Regions from separate parts of the Homo sapiens genome. Here regions 1 and 3 are each linked to region 2. Evidence: read pairs that join two places in POLR2A ChIA-PET (ENCODE). Cell type or tissue: PC-9. All regions are shown on one strand. Region 1 holds the start of C1QL1 (complement C1q like 1). Region 2 overlaps HEXIM2-AS1 (HEXIM2 antisense RNA 1). Region 3 overlaps ARHGAP27 (Rho GTPase activating protein 27).

Region 1 (2,500 bases), 190 kb after region 2:
GGGAGAGTGTGAGCCGGCGGGGGGTAGCTCTCGGGAGAGGAGAGGCTGGGATGTCATTCTTTAGCAGCCGGCCAGTCGCCTCCGAATGGCTGAATCCTCCCCGGTGGGCCGGATAAAGGAGGGCGAAGGAGGAGCGGTGGAGCAGCCCGACCTGGGCCTCAGATAATGTGACAAATATTTTGATGGAAGCAGACACGTTTCGGTTTATGCAACCTAAACACTTTGCTGCACTTGAGGAAGAGGAGAGCCTCCCACAGCCTGATGGGGAGAAGAGTTAGGGGGCGGCGGAGGAGGCTGGGGAGTGAGGGAGGAGGAGCTGAGGGGCTGGATGAGATCCACCCCTCATCCTGGAGGCTGGAAAAGGGGGTTACCCCTCAGGGACGTATTTGCATCTGTCAGCATGGAGAAATAACGTGGGGGTGCCCACCTTTTTAGGATCCCCTTTTCTCCCTGGTCTAGAGGCAGAAGTAAAGGGATTGAGCAGAGGGAGATGGAAGAAAAGGGCCCAGGAAAAAGCAGCCTGGCCACAGTTCGGTGAGGAAGGGGCAGAGGCGAGGAGGGGTTGGAAGCTCCTGCCCCACCTCGGGGGAGACGGGTCCCGGAACAGTCAGATCCAGAAAGGAGGAGGCGGCTGCCGTCTGGCTCCGCTGGGCCCCCGGACAGGCATTCATCCGATATCTGGATCTCCCAGACGGGTGGTCTGCGAGGCCTGAGTGCCAAATGGTCCCCTCCGTATCCTCTTCTTCGCTTCATAACCCCCTTTCTCATCCTACCTTCCAGCTCCCCGCTCCGTCCTCCCCTCAATCGCTCTTTGTCCCCTGCAGACCTGGGCGCTATCCCCTCGCTTCCGCCCCCTGCGGGTCTTGGCCCGTCGCGACCCCAGTCCCTCTGTTTTCCTGGTGACCGACCCTCGAAGCCTCTCCTCTCCCGATCCCCTCGGAGCTCTCTAGCTCTCCCTGTGGCCCTCTCTCCCTTTCGCATTTTGGTCCCTACTCTCCCCTTCCCTTGGAGCGCCTCTCGGGTCTCTCGGACCCCGGCCCCCACCCCATTTCCGAATCTCGGTCTCCGCGTACTCAGTCTCTTCTTTCCTCTCCCTGCTCCCGCCCGGGGTCTCCGCGGCCCCGCCCCCTTATGCCCCGCCCACCTCGAGGCGCCCGCGGCCCAATTAGGCGCCGGCCCCGCCCGCAGCCCCACCCCTAGAGAGCCCAGAGCCGCGCGGAGCTGGCGGGGCGGGGCCCGGCCGAGGGGGCGGTGGCCCGGCTCAAGGAGGCGGGAGGAGTCAGGCGGGAGGCTGCAGGCGGGAGGCGGGAGGCGGGAGGCGGCGGCCGCGGCGCTCAGTCCGGCAGCGCAGCAGGAGGGAGGCGCGAGGCAGGAGCCGGCGGCTGGGCTCCGCAGCGCAGCCAGCGCAGCGCGGCGCCCCGGGCCCGGCCCCATGCCCGCAGCCCCGCCGGACCGTCCTTGAGCGCGGGCGCCTAGCCCGCGCCCCCTGCCCGCCGGCACCATTGCCCCGACGGCGCGGCCGGGCGGCCCGGCGCTCCCCAGGCTCCGCGCGGGCCGAAAGACGCTGCTAGCGGCCGCCGCGGGTGTGGTGATGCTGCTGGTGCTGGTGGTGCTCATCCCCGTGCTGGTGAGCTCGGGCGGCCCGGAAGGCCACTATGAGATGCTGGGCACCTGCCGCATGGTGTGCGACCCCTACCCCGCGCGGGGCCCCGGCGCCGGCGCGCGGACCGACGGCGGCGACGCCCTGAGCGAGCAGAGCGGCGCGCCCCCGCCTTCCACGCTGGTGCAGGGCCCCCAGGGGAAGCCGGGCCGCACCGGCAAGCCCGGCCCTCCGGGGCCTCCCGGGGACCCAGGTCCTCCCGGCCCTGTGGGGCCGCCGGGGGAGAAGGGTGAGCCAGGCAAGCCGGGCCCTCCGGGGCTGCCGGGCGCGGGGGGCAGCGGCGCCATCAGCACTGCCACCTACACCACGGTGCCGCGCGTGGCCTTCTACGCCGGCCTCAAGAACCCCCACGAGGGTTACGAGGTACTCAAGTTTGACGACGTGGTCACCAACCTAGGCAACAACTACGACGCGGCCAGCGGCAAGTTTACGTGCAACATTCCCGGCACCTACTTTTTCACCTACCATGTCCTCATGCGCGGCGGCGACGGCACCAGTATGTGGGCAGACCTCTGCAAGAATGGCCAGGTGGGCCAGGCGGGGGCATGGGGCTGGGCTGGGCCCAGGGCACCCAGGGAGCCCGGGGCAAATGGGTACCTGATCGGAGTTGGCGGGGGCGCCAGGCGGACGCAGGTGGAGATCCCACCCCACAGCGGCCCCGCTTGGTCATCACGTGTGGGGATGGTCGGAGCCAGCGGACATCGCCGATCCTCAGTTCCTGGGTTCCCGCTCCAAGACAGACGCTGCTGGGCACCGTCTGGAACGCTACTGGAAATGCGGGAAATGAACCCAACTAGTCAGAGCGCAGGGCTCCCAGGTGCACGGACTTGCCCTTGGGGG
Region 2 (2,500 bases):
GGCCAGGATGGTCTCGATCTCTTGACCTTGTGATGCGCCCGCCTCGGCCTCCCAAAGTGCTGGGATTACAGGCGTGAGCCACCGTACCTGGCAACATTCTCTTTTTTTAAAAAAATAACTTTTTATTTCTAGCCTCAACCATTTACACTTTGCTTGAGAAAGAATAATAAAGTGGAATTGTTATTCCAGTGATGTTGTGCAAATGTGAGAAATAGTACTTCCCCCAAAAAAACAAACCTCGAAACCCCACAAACTCAAGTGTACTTAAGTACTTAACGTTCAAGTACTTTTTAACTATAACCAACTTTTCCACCACACTGTTGTGAATATTTGTTGCTAGCTGTTATGGGTATAAGTGATCAAGGGAAGAACTGATGCATTACCTAATGCTTGACTAAATATAGCCAGCCCTTAAGTAGGTAGAGTATTTGGTTGTGGGTTTTGTTGTTTAAGTCTGTGGAGTCCCTCTTTGGTTTCTTTAACTTTTGCAGTCATTAGGGCAGAGTATATTTATTTACATTTCTCCAAGCAAAGTCTTGCTCTGTTGCCCAGGCTGGAGTACGGTGGCGCGATCTCGGCTCACTACAACCTCTGCCTCCCAGGTTCAAGCAATTGTCCTGCCTCAGCCTCCCGAGTAGCTGGGATTACAGATACCCGCCACGATGCCTGGCTAATTTTTGTATTTTTAATAGAGACGAGATTTTGCCATGTTGGCCAGGCTGGTTTCGAACTTTTGACCTCAAGTGATCCATCTGCCTTGGCCTCCCAACGTGCTGGGATTACAGGCGTGAGCCACCATGCCTGGCCTAAATTTACTTTTTAATAGAGACGAGGCTGGTTATGTTGCCTGTGTTGGTAACTGTGTTGCCTAGGCTGGTGTCAAGTGCTTGAGCTCAAGTGACCCTCCTGCCTTGGCTTCCCAAAGTGTTAGGATTACAGGCATGAAGCCACTGCGCCTGGCCTGTCTAATCTTTATTATGCTTCCCCTCTTTAGAGATACTTAGTCTGTTTTTCAGAACTAAACCAATCTGGAACTCCCTGGCTCTCTCTCCTAAAACTCTGAAGTCTAGAGGACCCTGTCTCCTGAGGGCTCTAAGAAAAGCTGTCCAGCTAGCTGTGTCAGTTTGAGAAGCAGTTTTTCCTGATTGAATACCTAGGCCCCAGTAGGAAAAAGGGAACAAACTGAAATTGCTAATTTGTAAGCCTGGTCTTTTGAGCAGCTCAGTTAAAATGCTTGACAGAGGACTTAAGTGAAAGGCTAGAGTGGGCTTGGGGTTCATTTATCATCAAAGCCCCCTGTTCAATGTAGGTAAATCAGCGGGGTGTGTTGGTATCCACCTTTAGTCCCAGCTACTCAGGAACCTGAGGTGGGAGGATCACTCAAGCCCAGGAATTTGAGGCTGCAGTGAGATATGATAGCGCCACTGCAGTCTAGCTTGGGCAACTGAGGGAGACCCCATCTTTTTTTTTTTTTTTCAACTTTTTTTTTTTTTTTGAGACAGGGTTTCACTATGTTACCCAGGCTGGTCTCAAACTACTGAGCTCAAGGATTCTGCCCACCTTGGCCTTCCAAAGTGCTAGGGTTACAGGTGTGAGTCACCGGGCCTGTTGAAACCCCAATTCTTTAAAAAAAAAAAAAAAGCTTTTTTTTTTTTTTTTTTTGAGACAGAGTCTTATTCTGCCACCTAGGCTGGAGTGCAGTGTGGCGTGATGTTGGCTCACTGCAACCTTTGCCTCCCGGATTCAAGTGATTCTCCTGCCTCAGCCTCCCAAGTAGCTGGGATTACAGGCACCCACCACCATGCCCAGCTAATTTTTGTGTTTTTTTGTTGTTGTTTTTGTTTTTGAGACGGAGTCTCGCTCTGTTGCCCAGGCTGGAGTGCAGTGGTGTGATCTCGGCCCACTGCAAGCTCTGCCTTCCGGGTTCACGCCATTCTCCTGTCTTAGCCTCCCGAGTAGCTGGGACTAAAGGCGCCCGCCACCACACCCAGCTAATTTTTTGTATTTTTAGTAGAGACGGGGTTTCACCATGTTAGCCAGGATGGTCTCGATCTCCTGACCTCGTGATCCGCCCGCCTTGGCCTCCCAAAGTGCTGGGATTACAGGCGTGAGCCACCACACCTGGCCAATTTTTGTATTTTTAGTAGAGACAGGGTTTCACCATGTTGGCCAGGCTGGTCTGGAACTCTTGACCTCAGGTGATCTGCCTGCCTCGGCCTCCCAAAGTGCTGGGATTACAGGCGTGAGCCACTGCGCCCGGCCTTTTTTTTTTTTTTTTTTTGAGGCTGAGTTTCACTCCTGTTGCCCAGGCCGGAGCACAATGGGGCGATCTCGGCTCACTGCAAACTCCGCATCCCGGGTTCATGCCATTCTCCTGCCTCAGCCTCTCAAGTAGCTGGGACTACAGGCACCTGCCACCATGCTCGGCTAATTTTGTATTTTGTATTTTTAGTAGAGATGAGGTTTCTCCATATTGGTCAGGCTGGTCTCTTAACTCCAG
Region 3 (2,500 bases), 270 kb before region 2:
TGTGGACAACGGGCAGAAGGAGAGAGACACAGTGTGGCCAGAGGGGGTGTAGGGTCATGGATGGAACCGTCCCCAGGCTCAGGTGGGTGGGCAGGAGATGGGGAGGCTAAAGATGGGGAGAAGGTTGTTGCTGAGAAGGGATCTCAGAAGAAAGTGGGTGCAGAACAGAGGGGGCAGGATGTGGGGATGGCATGGCACGGGGGCACTGGGGAGTGTGTGGGGATGCCCTTCTGTCAGGCAGCAGCTCAGGGCTTAGGGCAGGCTACCAGACAGGGCCAGGGACCCCCAGAACAGAGGAGCTCCTGCCATGGATGGTGTTTTACAGCCTTGTCACTCCCCATGCACTCTAATCGCGCATATTGAGCACTTGGGGTGGGCTGGTCACTGTGCTGGACACTGGGGACAAAGTGTGGTAAGATGCAGTCCCAAAGGGGCTAACAGTCCTGTGGGCTCTTGCTGAAAGGCTTGTAACCCAGGGTTAAGCTCCCAGCAGCTTGGAAGGCAGGCGTAGGCACCTCCATTTGCCCTGAGTACAAACAGAGGTTCAGAGAGGTTTAGTGACACGACGAAGCTCACACGGCCAGGAAGTGGCTGTGTTCAGGACAGTTCCAGGCCCCCTGACCCCAAGCCCCACCCTGGCCAGCAGGTTCAGTTTCAGCCTGGTGGCCTTTAGGGTTGGCCACCCTGTTCCCCTCAACAAGAACAGTACAAGCTGAAGGCAGGCACATGCTCCTTCTTCTGAGCGTCCTGCGTGCCCAGCCCTGTTGTGGAAGAGTTGATGTCCCAGGAGGGACATCTCCTGTTCTTTTGCTGCCCAGGAGAGGGCAGAAGCAAACCCTTCTGAGAGGGGATAGAGGGAGACGGGGGAGGTAAGCAGGGATGACTCCTCCTCTCCCACAAAGAGGCCACTCAGGGAGCTCTGGGAAGCCAGGCCAAAGCCAGTGCAATAAAGGGGCCTCTGAGACTCTTCCCTTGGTCCTGACTCTGGGATTTCAGGGTGCGGTCACCATCCCCGCCCAGAGGTGGGAAGGCCCAGGCAGGTGGAGCTGGCCTGGAGCCCGCCCCTGCTGCTGGGGCATTGGCCGCTGGGAGGGAAGTTCCAGCCGGGCTGCTGCACCTTCTTATACAAGCAGCCCCGGAGGCGCCGCACATGAGCAGGCAGCCCCGACTGGAAGGAGCCCGGGGCCCTCATTCCTTCTCCTCCACTGGGAACTGAGTGAGTCCTCGCCCCTGGGGGACTAGGGGGTGGCCACAGCAGTTTCCCCAATCTCTCCCCTCCCTTTCCCGAATCCTAAAACCCATCTGGGGGCCCCTCCCCTCTGGATCCAGGCCCAGCACCCACTTCCTAGGACAAACTCCAAGGGCAGCCCGAGGCCACTGTGACTGAGAGAAAGGAACTGGCCTTGGGACAGACCCTCCTGTCCCCCTTCGGGGCCAGCTAGGGGGACTTTGGCAAGGGGTGTTGGTAACAGCAGGAAGCTGAGGCCAAGTTGAAGGGACTCTAGCTAGCCCCTTGCTCGTACTCCCTCCTCCGGCACCCCCCACCCCCAACCCCCAGGTGGGGCAGCCACCCTGGGGTGGCCCTGCTGGTTTCTTTACACCTGACCCAGTTCCCTCCCGGTGACTCACCTGCAGCCCCAGGCTGTCCCAGGAGCCCCTCTGCCTGCCTAGGACCTGACTTAGGAGACAGCAGCTTCTTGGATCTCCCTCCCACCCTCACCCCACATTGCTGTCCACCCAGAGATCTCCCTGCCCACCCCCCGCACCCCCTGGCTCTCCTGCAGGCCCCATGATCTCTTCAGGTCTCGCTGGAGCCTGTGCCTGGCTCTCACCTCTTAGTCCTTGGCTCCCTTCAGCGCCCAGGGGCCTGCGATGGGCCCCAGGACAAGCCCACCTGCCCCCTCACTTTCTTCCCAGGCCTCAGCAGTTGACCTCACTCTAGACCTGTTTTTTGTAATGTTTATTTCAATGGTTTTGCGGAGCAGGTGGTGTTTGGTTACGTGAATAAGTTCTTTAGTGGCTATTTCTGAGATTTTGGTGCACCCGTCACCCGACTGGTGTGCACTGTACCCAATGTGTAGTCTTTTATCCCTCACCCCCCTCCCACCCTTCCCCCACTCCCAAGTCCCCAAAATCCATTATATCATTCTTAGGCCTTTGCATCCTCATAGCTTAGCTCCCATAGACCTGTTTTCTCTGCCCTTCCTAGAGCTGACTGCGTCCAGTACAGGGAGGGGTGGGCATCAGTACTGAATGCCAGCCTGGATGGGTGGTCAGTGCCAGGCCCTGGGGAATGGGAAAGTCCATGATCGTGACCAGGGCGTAGCTGATGATCAGGGATGTGGTCGAGTCTCCATGCCTGAATGTTAGGGAGATTGGGAGCTGGATCTGTGCCGGGGAGTGAGAGGTCAGTGGCTGTTGGTTCATATTGAAGGGGAAACAGGGCTGCCAGGACTAGGGCTCTGGGGCACAGGCACAGAGGTGCTCTTGCTAAAATTTG

The links. ChIA-PET counts read pairs that join two places held together with the same protein. Peaks named below come from ENCODE experiments on the same cell type or tissue, not always from the same donor. Only the 100,000 strongest peaks of a DNase experiment are listed, where the experiment ranks them.
Region 1: POLR2A ChIA-PET joins it to region 2 with 14 read pairs; 9 of 35 experiments call an interaction of 5 or more read pairs at or near these places.
Region 3: POLR2A ChIA-PET joins it to region 2 with 41 read pairs; 8 of 35 experiments call an interaction of 5 or more read pairs at or near these places.

Annotation. Positions count from the first base shown.
Region 1 is chr17:44,967,140-44,969,639 of GRCh38, reverse strand. C1QL1 (complement C1q like 1) reads left to right here and starts at 1,337. Exons shown (of 2, transcript NM_006688.5): 1 at 1,337-2,188. The coding sequence starts at 1,592. RefSeq lists a silencer at 1,047-1,406. In PC-9, no CTCF peak of the experiment used is centred here; a DNase peak (open chromatin) is centred at 1,249; H3K4me3 peaks cover 493 bases; H3K27me3 peaks cover 635 bases.
Region 2 is chr17:45,154,308-45,156,807 of GRCh38, reverse strand. The region is part of intron 2 of HEXIM2-AS1 (HEXIM2 antisense RNA 1); the gene reads left to right. Among named protein-coding and RNA genes, the nearest start is that of HEXIM2-AS1, 6.0 kb to the left of the region's middle. In PC-9, no CTCF peak of the experiment used is centred here; DNase peaks (open chromatin) are centred at 1,127 and 1,597; H3K4me3 peaks cover 661 bases; H3K27ac peaks cover 1,433 bases.
Region 3 is chr17:45,424,280-45,426,779 of GRCh38, reverse strand. All of the region lies in intron 4 of ARHGAP27 (Rho GTPase activating protein 27), which reads left to right. Among named protein-coding and RNA genes, the nearest start is that of ARHGAP27, 7.3 kb to the left of the region's middle. RefSeq lists enhancers at 738-1,308, 2,053-2,500. In PC-9, CTCF peaks have their summits at 638 and 838 (motif pointing right); DNase peaks (open chromatin) are centred at 979 and 1,609; H3K4me3 peaks cover 1,928 bases; H3K27ac peaks cover 1,897 bases.